Linked DNA regions of Homo sapiens: regions 1 and 2 are each linked to region 3. Evidence: chromatin contacts called from ENCODE Hi-C data. All regions are on one chromosome and are shown on one strand. The core of a region is the stretch at or near the end of the contact, and the rest is flanking DNA. Distances in the headings are between cores, read along the strand shown.

The links. A loop is a pair of places that touch in the nucleus more often than their neighbours do. Pooled maps may share reads with other maps.
Region 1: a loop to region 3 is called in a map of naive thymus-derived CD4-positive, alpha-beta T cell, with 5 times the contacts of the local background. The contact joins the enhancer-like site here to the promoter of TMEM106B in region 3. A Hi-C loop is called at or near these places in 1 of 168 maps with a recorded cell type or tissue (naive thymus-derived CD4-positive, alpha-beta T cell), 1 of 37 single-sample maps with no recorded cell type and 8 of 50 pooled maps.
Region 2: a pooled map shows a loop between it and region 3 (3-fold over the local background). The contact joins the enhancer-like site here to the promoter of TMEM106B in region 3. A Hi-C loop is called at or near these places in 3 of 37 single-sample maps with no recorded cell type and 2 of 50 pooled maps.

The regions. Positions count from the first base shown.
Region 1 is chr7:12,635,985-12,640,070 of GRCh38, reverse strand. It overlaps SCIN (scinderin), which reads right to left. Exons shown (of 16, transcript NM_001112706.3): 10 at 3,936-4,026. Among named protein-coding and RNA genes, the nearest start is that of ARL4A, 50 kb to the left of the region's middle. Within about 2 kb of position 1,675, at least 5 of the 41 ENCODE cell types and tissues checked have a DNase peak (open chromatin) inside an H3K27ac peak, as active enhancers do.
Region 2 is chr7:12,582,775-12,587,008 of GRCh38, reverse strand. The region is part of intron 3 of SCIN (scinderin); the gene reads right to left. The region is part of intron 2 of LOC107986768; the gene reads left to right. Among named protein-coding and RNA genes, the nearest start is that of SCIN, 14 kb to the right of the region's middle. Within about 2 kb of position 1,873, at least 2 of the 41 ENCODE cell types and tissues checked have a DNase peak (open chromatin) inside an H3K27ac peak, as active enhancers do.
Region 3 is chr7:12,208,900-12,212,734 of GRCh38, reverse strand. It overlaps TMEM106B (transmembrane protein 106B), which reads right to left and starts at 1,441. Exons shown (of 8, transcript NM_001134232.2): 1 at 1,310-1,441. RefSeq lists enhancers at 724-1,240, 1,633-1,682, 1,241-1,759, 1,893-2,042 and a silencer at 1,143-1,452.

The DNA.
Region 1 (4,086 bases), core at 426-2,925, 430 kb before region 3:
GTATGAAGATGTAAGTCTGTTCATCTACATCTCCGAAAGAGAAAAGGTGCTGGTGTCTGCGACCTTATGTGAAAATCACTCTTCTTTCAAGGGCACCAGTAACACTTACAGATATTTACAGAGGTACTAGAATCTCACGTGTTTTGGATCTGGTTCAGAAGGTTAAGAGATGTGCATTCAAATGCTTCACAACATAAGATGACCCCAAATCATACCCATTATTTCTATATCTCTGTATTTGTAAAATAAAAAAATTACACACACACACAAAGATTGCTATGCAAGCACTAAAAATGGGCAAAAATAAACAGAATATGTTTTCTACTTTTTAACTTACCTATAGAAATGTAATAGTAGATATGCTCAATATAAGAAACTTTAAAAAATACAATATAAAGACTTTTCAGGATGAGGAAATTGAAAAAAAAAGGGAAATTATTTTCTTGATTTTATTTATTAGCCCCAAATATTGGATTAGAATTTCCTATTTCTCACACAAACTATTGATGCATTTACATAAAGAGTTCAAATTTCATGTCAGTCTCCCATTGTTTTCATTTGTTCTGCCCTGTGCTAAAATTGAACTGTCTCACTTCCCCTGGTTTGTCTTTTTCTAGAAGCCAGGTGAATGGGAATGCTGATGCATGTACTCATTACATGCATATACATACCTGCATATAGGGAGGCCGAAAGGCATTGAAAATAATTGACTTCATAAATATATTTCAATTAGTAGGCATTCAAATAAGTGAGCAGCAAATTATGGAAACGTTTTGTCAGTTATAGTCTCACAAATACCTAAAACTGTTAGCTTAGCATTTCATATAACATGGAGAAAACTTTAATTGCCAACATGAGAGAAAGAGAAACACTGATTAAGGCCCATCCCTTACTGTCAAAGGAGAATAAGAAAGAAAAAAGGCTGATTAAAATATGTTCAATATGGTTAATATATTCTACAAAGGAGCGTTGAAAACCGCAATACTTTAGTTTTTTCATGCATTATTGTAAGCTACTGCCATCTAGTGATTAAACTAAAAATTACCATTTTGTTGTCAATTTAGGATTCAACCGGCTAACAATTCATGGTAACTCATTAATCGAGTGCATCAAATATAGTACTATGAAATATGAAATATGTAAGACAATGCATGTCTTCATAGTTTTTTAATAGTTTGGTAAGTAATACCTTAAAGATCAACTAAATTCCATAGAATTGAGTGCATTTAAAGAATTCAGTCATTTCATTAATTTATTGATTAAAAGTAGCAAGTTAACTTATTTTTAAAAAGTTAACATGCGCCTTTAAATTTAGATTTAACTTGATTTTTGTATCTACTAACTTGTATCAAGATGGAAAGGAGACCAGCTGGAAGACCAACTTCAGCCTTCACATCTTATACTTTATGTTCTGAAGTGTCTAACTTGCCTCTCTCTATTTAATTATTACATTAAAATAAGCAATTACACACTTACAAAGATTTGAAAACAAGACAGAAAAACCCTTTTGTACCATATAGAGTCTTAGCTCCCTTGACATCAGGAATGAGGAAGTTAAACAGGCACAACCATGTAAAGGGAGTGTTTAATGCTGCTGTATCAGAAACATCACTGCATTGGCCAAGTAAGCACCTGCTTTCAGTTTGAACTCTAATCTGTAAGATGCTTTTCCCACCAGATGGGAGCAGATGGCTTCTCAGAAACTGGCCAAAGACAACAGGCAGGCAGAAAACAGGCAGCAGTGTGTGCAGCTCCAGCTAGGAAGACACAGGGAATGAGAGAGAGGGAGAGAGATAGTTCCAGCTAGCTGTAGGAAAAAGGAACAAGAAAGTACTCTCTCACAGAATGAACGAGAAAGCAGACGGACACATTGGGGCACACTAGAGGAAAATAGGGTCTTCTTGAAGTCTGTATGTCAGTTATACAGTAAGGGAATCTAAAAAACAAAGACCCAAAAACTTTTTCATGGTAACTAATAAGCGTCCTGAAACAAGTAGCAGATACTCCACCATAAATATAAAAGGAGGAGCAGTTGAACTTAGGAGAGTACAGAAGATTGAACCAGGCTAGAAACAGCAGTCTCTTAGACACAGTGAGGAGATCTAGAACTAGACATTGATATCGTCTGATATTGTATAACATTTAAAGTTTTATAATAAATAAAACAGCATATTATCTCTTCCTGTCCCTTTTTCTCTATCTTAATCTGTCTCTAGATAGAGATAGCTAAGATAGATAAGTTAGATAGATAGATATACTAAAAAGTTGACTCATTTATAATTACATGAAATTTTCATTTTGAATTTGGATTCAGTCATTCTCGACAAGTAATTTTTTATTTCAGAAATACCCAAGTAAAAAAATACATCTCTCCTCCCTCTCAATCTCTCCTCCCTCTCACACTATCCTCTCCCTTGCCCTTCCTCTTCTCTCCTCCTTCTTACTTGTCTCATTTCTTCCTCCATGATTTCCCTCTCTTCTCTTCCCCCTCCTCTCCTCCTTACTTGTCTCATTTCTTCCTCCATGATTTCCCTCTCTTCTCTTCCCTCTCCTCTCCTCCTATCCCTTTTCTTTCCCCTTTCTCCCTGTCTTTTCTCTTTGTCCCTCCCATTTCTGTTCATCCTTTCTCCCTCTCCACCACTTCCTCCCTCACTTTTGGGTGTTGGACTTTGTTTCAGTAAAGATTCTGGTACCTAAAAGGGAAATATAAGGACCCATGCTATTTTATCAAGATTTATTTCTGTTTACTTGTGCAAAACATAACTTACGCATGTTTACGATTTGAGAGTGTAAGAAAATGCATCTTTTTTTAACCTATTAATTCGAATTGTTAATCTGTGCTTGTTCTGCACTGTTGTATTTATTTCTCATTGTTGCTGTAACAAATTACTATGATTTAGTGGCTTAAAACAACACAAATTTATCATCTTACAGTTTTGGAGGTCATAAGTCTGAAATGAGTTATGGGGCTAATTTAGTAACTGGGCTAAAATCTGGAATAACAATTTAGTCACAGGGCTAAAATCAAGCTATTGCAGGGCTATAGTCCTTTCCAGAGGCTCTAGGAATCAATCTATTCCTTGCTTTTTCTGGCTTCTAGAGGTTGCCCATATTCCTTTGCTGGGGACTCTCTTCCACCTTCTTTTTTTTTAATTTTATTTTTTAATTGATTAATAATAATTGTAGATATTCATGGGGTACATACAATGTATAGTGATCAAATTAGGGTAACTAGCATAACATCATCTCAAATATTTATCATTTCTTTGTGTTGGGAATGTTCGATATCCTCGTTCTAGCAATTTGCAACTACATAATATGTAATTGTTCCTTCTATCCTCAAAGCTAGCAATCGCTGGTTGAGTCTTTCCCATGCTGCATCCCTCTGACTCTGTCTGGCTTCTGTTTTACTTACAAGGACCCTGGTGATTACGCTAGGCCCACCCAGTAATCCCAGATAATCTCCCTAGTTTAAGATCTGCTGATGAACAACCATAACTCCATCTCCGACCTTAATTCTCCTTTGCTTTGTAACATATCACACTCACAGGTCCTGAGGATTAGGACATGAACACCTTGGGGGCATTATTCTGCCTACTGTATCTGTTGAACAACAGCTGGAAACAGTAATACAGATAAAACCGTTTTAATGTCAAGAGGCTATCATTGACATAGGGTGTGATTCTATTGGGAAGATTCTTTTGGAATCTTACACCTGTTGATAGATTTTTGTTGTTTTTGTTTGCTACCTCCTTTCCAGAATCTGAGATAACTAATTTGAAATGAGAGTAGGAATATTTGAATTTCAAAATGAAAACACAGTTCATATCAAGAAAATGTCAAATTTCTATCCCAACTTGGGAGGGAGCTATAGCTATCCATTGAGCTAGCAAGACTTTAACTTGTGTGAGTTTTGGGGGTAAAAATATCCCAACCTGCACAGCCTGTCCTCCAAGGGACCGATCCAACTGAACAGTCAGGAACGCAGATGTTGTCAGCTCATCTCGTGTGGCATTTGCTCCTTGCCTAGAGGAATGAAAGTGAAACGAATTAGCTTGCCTTTAAGTTTTAAGATCGTCACATGTA
Region 2 (4,234 bases), core at 624-3,123, 370 kb before region 3:
GTAGAACAGAATTTATTCCTCCTATATTGCTGTAATTTTGTATCTGTTAATTAACCTCTCCCTAGCCTCCCCTCCCCCTACCCTTCCCAATCTCTCATAACCACAATTCTACTCTCTAGATCTATGAGCTCATTTTTTAAGTCCCTGCATTTGAGTGAGAAGATGAAGTATTTATCTTTCTGCGCATGACTTGCTTTGCTTAACATAATATCCTCCAGATTCATCCACGTTGGTGCAAATGGAAGGATTCCATACTTTATTTTATGGCTGATTATTGTTCCATTGTGTGTATACCATATTTTCTTTATTCACCTGTTTATGGATATTTATGTTGATTCCATACGTTTGCTATTGTGAATAGTGATGCAATAAACATAGGGGCATGCGTATCCCTTTGATATACTAATGTCCCTTCCTTTAGATAAATACCCAGTAGTGGGACTGCTGGATCATATGGTAGTTCTATTTTTATTTTTTTTGAGAAACTTCCATAATGTTTTTCATAATGGCTGTAGTAATTTACATTACCACAGCGTATAAGAGTTCCCTTTTCTCGGCATCCTCATGAGCATTTGTCTTTTCTGTGTGTGTTTTTGATGACAGTCATTCTAACTGGGATAAGATGATATCTCATAGTGGTTTTGCTTTCCATTTTCCTGATAATTAGTGATGTTCAGCATTTTTTCATTTACTTATTGGCCATTCAAAATTCATTTCAATAAATCAAAATTATTTTTAAACCTTCTGGGGAAATAGGAGCTTGAGAATAGGGTCCAGTTGAGTTATAAATGAATTAAAAAACACTGTAGACATGTGGCTGCATGAGCCATATACTTTATGCTGGATAGATATACATTTGTTGAAACATCTGTTGAGTGACTGTAAGTTGTAGGCTTTATATTTTAGAAACACAGTGAGTGAGGAAGGCTGATAAGTAAATGGACAAGCAATATAAAAAAGGCTGAGAAGCAAGTCTCTGCATAATGACAGGGAAGTTAAGTCTAAATCTGACCCTAAAGGGCTGGGACACTGGACAGTGGAAGCAGAAGAAAAGGTCAGGAAACAAACTATGAAGAAGACAATATCTGACGTGGATATCAAAGGATGAGAAAATATTGGATGCCTGCTGGAGAAAGTTGCCAAATAAGAGGCGAGTATTCTAGCAAAGGAATCCATCTGCAACAGCAAAAGTCTGGTGACTTGAAGGAATGTGTCAGGCACTGGGTACTAAGACAGTATCAACAGCAATGAAGAGAACAGGAAAGATTCAAGAGATAATTAGAAGGTGGAACAGGCTAGGATAGCAATTAAATGAATGTAGAGCACTTGGGAGAAGTCAGGATGACTCCTGGATTTTGGCTTTGAAATCCTGAGTGAGTGGTGGCTCCATTAATAAGATAAAGACAATTAGAGAAGAAATCATTTTCTAGATGTGTTGAGTTTGAGGTTCTTATGACACACATAACATGAAATATCTGAAATACTGACTTGGAGCTCAGGCAAGAGGTCTGAGTTAGATTTAAAGTTTAGATTGACTCATGGGTAGTAGTTGAAGCTCTGGGTGGGGATGAGTTTGCTTAGGAAGAATGTATAAAAGAAGAGACAATAATTAAAATCCTTTAAAAAAGCACTTGAAGGGCAGGCCATGCAAAGAAGAATAACAGTGGCCTGAGAGGGAGAAAAACAAGGAAGCCAGGGGAGGAGTGAGGCTGGATAAGCTGGGAAAAGTCAAAAGTGTGGGTTGCAACACAAGAATCACGTGCATAATGTCACGGTGTCCACCGGATTTACCAGGGGTCATCGATGCCCATAACAAGAACATTTTCCGAGGAACTGTGAGAGTGAAAGTCTGACTGTGGGTTAAAGACTGACTGGTAAATGAGGAAGTGGAGACTGTTTTTTCAAAGCAGCATGACTGGACAATGGGAGAGGGCGTGATCATTTATAAATAGTGAGGAGAACAGGGTAAAGCTGCATCACGGACCAAACAGCAAGGAAACAGAACATGGGGAACATCAGGATCAGTAACTCACCACAGGAATTCCTACTCCTGGGAAATAGAATTCTTCACTAGTGGCTGACTGTGACATATCTTTCCAAGAGTTAACCCCAGACTCCAAATCTTAAGAATATGGGCTTTTCTTCCACTATCATTCACATTCTGCAGTTACTGGTAGTATTTTACAGTATTTTCAGATGTAATTTTACTAATTTCTAAAAATAGTTCATATCTTTAAAAATCATGGGAAAATCATGACTAATAAATTCACCAACTTTAAAATATATTGTTCAAAAGTGTTTTTCCAATGACTCTGTAAATTGGTAAGATCTGGCCACATTTCATGTTATTGTCTAAAAATAAGCTAACTATGAGACAATGGGTCTAAATCATTCTCCAAAATATTGATGATGTTCTTCACTTTCAAACTGGCTAAACTGATAATTTTACTATCTTATGCCTCAGGCTGAGGAGGTTATATTGTAATGTCCGGGAATATTTACTATAATTTAAAATTCAATAAAAGGACAATATGGAATAACATATTAATAATAGTGACTGTTGATCAAAAAAGCTGATTTCTCTGATATATGATCAAGGTATGGGATTTAGGTTATATCCATAACCTTAGTTTTGGCCAGGTGGCCTTAGCTGGGTGATAACTGGATGTTTAACCTAAGTTTTTCATACCTGGGTCATAATACAAACTTGAAGAAACTGCACTGGCATCCTTTTAGGCTCTCTGATGCAGAAGGTTGTCTTTGGATAACTAGCGCAATTACTACTATTAAAATATTATGGTACAGAAAAGTTTAGTTACGTGTATTTCTTTGTTTACTGACACACCCCAAAATAAAGTTGCCAAGGTAGTTCAAGATCTTATCACCATTCAGAAACTTTTGGCAACATACCAACTGGTTAAAGGTTAATAACACAAACACAGATCCTGGAGGTATTTGCCATAGATTATGTAGGAATCTGGTGCTTGATTCTCACCAGGGTATCCCTTTTGAGTATAGGAAAATTCCAGAATATAATTGATAACCAAGCACCAGTACCTCTGCAACAAATATCTCTCATTCCAAATATCTCTTTTACAAGGCATGGGAAAAGAGAACTTGAAAGTTATTAAAGATAATTAACTATATAAAATAAAAATAATTTACTATTAAATAGATGAATGCCCTGGAACCTTATAATAGAGACTCTGTCCCTATTACGTGAACCTGGATTTGTGGCCCATACTCCCACAGGTTGACTATGGGAAGAGAGTATACGGCACAAGAACTACAACCTGTCTACCACCACACCCAACTACCTGGCCCATAGTGGAAACTCTGTATTTGTTCTGCAAAATAATAAATGATTTAGTGAATACTACTGCTTTCAGTGGAATCTCAGCAGATTAAGCATCATCAGTTCTGAATTCAGCAGATTCTGAAACTGTCACAAGGCATTCTATTACCAGGCCATACTATCTAATATACTACCAAGTTAGCTTAGTGTGGTGAAAAAAATGTAAAGTAGGAATAGAAAAACCCAGGACCCATCCTGGGTCATCACGCAACTGGCATGAATGTGGAGTGACTTGCACATACCTTCTAAAGCCTAAGGCTTTTGTTTCCCCTTTTGAAACTGGGATGATAACTGCCATTTCCCAGATGTGACTGTGTGTCAGATGAGACTGAATCATAGTCAGCTAAGGATAAAAGTGGTATCAGAAATCAGAGTCAAGATGTAAAAACAAATGAGGAAGTTAAGGCTCAGAGACATTAATGAGTTGCCCAATATCATAGCAGATAGTTAGAAAGCTGAATTGGAAGCTATTCATGATAATTGAATAGATTATTATATTTACATAGCAATTACATTATATATAACAAGTTTTTTTTTTTAAGAAAAGAAATACTTTCAAGTAATGGCAGCAATTAATTACATTATCACTGGGAAGTGCCTTTCTGGTTAAGGGACCCTCGCGATCACCTACTCAAATATTTGCTTTTACAGATGAGAACCTCAGAGTACAGCAACTGGAATGAGAACTGAGGTCTCCTTTTTCTAATAAAAATGCCATTTTATTTTCAAAAGCACTTATAAAGGGCTTTAGAGTACAAGTGGTGGAGATGAAAGTTGAGATAGAAAATTATTGTGCATAAGGTTTGAGAGACTGAATGCTGCAATTGCTTTCGGAACTGTGTGGCTGTAGACATTTATGTGCACGAGTTATTTATTTCT
Region 3 (3,835 bases), core at 192-2,691:
TGTTGCTCCAGTGCTGGATGCACTAAGGGCTCTGACTTCACCAGGATGTTGTGTATCAATGTAGCAAATGGCACTTGTACTCCATGAATATACACAAAATAAATACAAAGATAAAAAAATAAATAAAATTCGCATGCCATCCACTTGTTGCTGTCACTCAAATAAACAGAATTTAAAAAACTATACAAATGGTATGCAAACAAATGTAAAATGAGATTTTCACTCTTTCAAAAAAAAAAAACTATGTATTTATAAAAATCACTGCCCACATCAAAAATACAAATGATTTATGACTTCTAAAAAATCATTGTCTTAATCAACACCTGTCAGCCACAGGTAGGATAGGGAAGACTTAACATCACTGTCCCCACACACTGTAACCTTGGGGTCTATGCGGAACACTAGATGAATTGGGATCATTGGGCCTTATCAGCAAGGCCTTAAGGGCACTCTTTCTGGGATCTCAGTCAACACAGCCAGGCTGTAAGCTGCATCTTAACTGGAGCGCGTTGAGAAAAAAGACACAGAAAGGCAGACTCAAGTGGCTCTCCGTTTGAGCCTGTTTTCTGTCCTAATCTAATAGCTGCCATGATCGATTCTGCTTTAGGGTAGGTGTTTGGACAAGTGCCAGACTCTGTGAGAAACTGGGAATCCCTTGCCTTCTCTACTAGATTTTCCTTAGAGAACTGACAAGTGTAACCACTTTTATTCTTGGGAGACTCAATGGTTTAAAAAAGGGGTGCTAGACCCTCTTCTGCAACCTCTGTGGGCTCAGTGTTATTTATTATAGCGGTTCCTTAGTTTACTGAAAGTCAACATGGATATCAGACTCAGTTTGGAGAGAAAAAATATATCACAGCACTCCAATTTAAATGGCTCCTGATCTTCTGTGTAGACACTGGTTTTAGTTCTAAAAGGGCTTGAGAACTAAGGAAACAAGCGCCTTTGAAAAGCTCCATAAACAACACCTAGCACAAAGCCTACTCTGTAAAGCTGCAAAATAAGATCCCGGCACCACGGCAAGAACATTCATCAACAGCAAAAGGAAGAGGGCCACCTGGCGCTCAAGGTGTGAGGGCCTAGAGGCAACCCAGAGGTAGGGCTTGGGCCGAAGCCGAGTGTTCCCTGGCTGGGCCTCATTAGAGGCGACACAGCAACTCGATCACCAGCCCTGACCGCCGCCGTACCTGCGGCTGGCCCAGCACCCCAGCGGCCTCCCCTCCTTGTCAGGCCCGGCTCAAGCCGCGGCGCAGCCGCTCAGCCTCGCTCCGGAAGGGGACCTGGGGACTGCACGTCCGGGGTCGCTCACCGGCACGCGGGGCGCTGCGCAGTCCCGGGCTGCTTCGGCGCGGACAGGGCCGAGGACAGGGTCGTGGAGTCCACAGTCCCGGGAGCCGGGGGGTGGAGCGACCGGCCTGGAGCGCGCGGCCGCCGTAGAGCTGGGACGGGGGAGGGGTAGGATAACGACGGCATCAGCAGAGGCCAAGCGCTGCTGTAACCTGCGTCCGCGCCTGCGCAGAGCGCTCCCGGAGGGACACCCCTGGCGTGCGCGTGACGCATGCGTCCTTCTTCCTCCTGTTTGAGCCCAGAGGCGTCGATCGTGTGAGATTGTGCGCTCTTCAGGTTTCATTACCTTCGCGTCCCCCAGACTTCAAAGTGTCCACTGTAGCCACGAATTACCTAGGAACAGTCGCTCCTCCTATTTCCCATATCAGACCATTTCCTTTTGCAAAGGGTATAAATGTGCACCATCTGCCTCAGCTTTCAGCTGAGCAGCCTCCTCGCTCACGCAATGCGAGTTGTCGCTGACAGTCTGGTCCTTAGGAATGGAATAAACTGGTCCGTACACACGCCGCTGACAGCAGCAAAGCTACCTCTATTTTAATTTAGAAACTGGCCAACTAGAAGGAGACAGCAAGCGGCAAGGCCGTAGTTTTTGTTTTTGCTCGGTTTCGTTTCGCTTTGCCCACGCTGCCCCTCCCCACCCCTTAACTCTGGTGCTAGTTACAGGTGTGTGAAATCCCGTCTCGGATCCCAGTACTTAAGCTCTTCGCTGTGGGTTGGGGCTGCCCTCCCCCAACGTCTAGGTCATTTCACTTAGAAGATAAGAACAACGACAAGGAGTCGTTTTGAGGGATCAATGAGATGCCGGTAATAATATTAAGGGCACTCTAGTCTCATTCCTGCGGAGAGTTTAACGTTTAATGAATGGTAGGCATTCTTACAGTCACAGGAGCAAGGAAGTGAGAGTCATATATTTCTCTCTTCTAACAGGATCAGTGTGATCCTGTTAGAATCAGGGAATTCTAACAGGAATTGGGAAATGAAGCTATGTAAAAGTAGGAAATACAAGTCAGAACGATATACAATTTAAGAGGATTACTGTAGATCCATATGTGAGATAATGAGCTTTCTCATACAATGTTGTCGGAGATTTAAAACTCCTAAGTTTTCTGGCAGACAGTCAGTATGTATCAAGACTATTAAAATGTTCACATCGTTTGGTCCAGCAATTCCACCCTTTCAGAAGTATCCTAAACCTAATGAGAACTCTAAAAAGATTTGGGTATGAGGTGTATCCATTTAAATAAACTGAATGTCCAACAAGGGACATTGATAAAATCATTATTTTTCAACCGCTTTTATTTAGCCCATATTTTCCAAAGGGAAGGGTCAGGGTGTCTTCCATTAACACTGTTTGAAATTTCAAAATTAATAGGTTGGTTAAAACAAATCAGAATCATGGGGGAAAATTTTTCTCAAAATTATTGACAGTCCACCTGTGGAGATATGATGTTCCCCTTGGAATTACTGAGTTTTTAAAATTATGGAATAGCCATCTATTGAGTTTTTATAAAGCCAGTAAAAACCATCTTATAAGGCTGTTATACGCGGAGTGATATAAAATTAAAATCAGGATGCAAAGTATAGGATATGAGGTATTGTAATAGGATGTAAACTATATTCACATATAGATAACATATAGATATAAATATATTACATATCTGCCTTGAAATGGAAAGAAATATACAAAATATAAACAGTTGCCTGTAGTTTGAGAGCATGGATGTTTTTTCTTTATTATTGTTAAATAGGCAAATGGTTCTATAATGTAATATATATTATTCTTAAGTGAAAAAGTTACTTTTTTCTTTAATTCTTAAGGGAGTATTTAGTATTTTCTCAACCTCATCATTTAACTTAAAACGTGCTGGCCATATAGCACAGTTCCTTATCCAAATTCCTGGAATTCACATAGGAATAAGTCTTCCTGGGAGAATGTTGCTGTAAGAAGCAGTTCAGTAGCAGGGTTGGGAACACAGCCTTGGGAGCCATATGGCCTGAAAATGAGCCCAGCCTGACAGAGATATACAAAATCTCTGTAAGAGTGGGCAAAATACTTAGCCTTCTTTATACCTAATTTTTATTATCTGCAAAATGAAGATAGTAATAATGTCTGTCTCAAAGGGTTATGGATGGGAGCTGATACCTGCAGAGCAATCAGTAAATATTAGATATTATGATTACAAATTTATCATCCATATAACAAGGAAGTACTTTAAAGACAGATATTGAATGTTTGGTACATTTGTTCCTATGCCTTATTTTTCATTGAAGCACATTTTGAAAGGAAAATTTTCTGAAAAGCTTCCAATTATTTGATTAACAGTGATTTCTTGAGTTCCGAGTTCAGTAGTGGTCTAGGTGCTATCAGATATAAAGGCCAGTAATTTTAACAGTCTGGGATAAGTTTGAATAGAAGAACATTCTTTCTTAATGATTTCTGGTTATATTTAGTATGATGCTGAAGCTAAGGGATTTCTCTAGGTTGTAC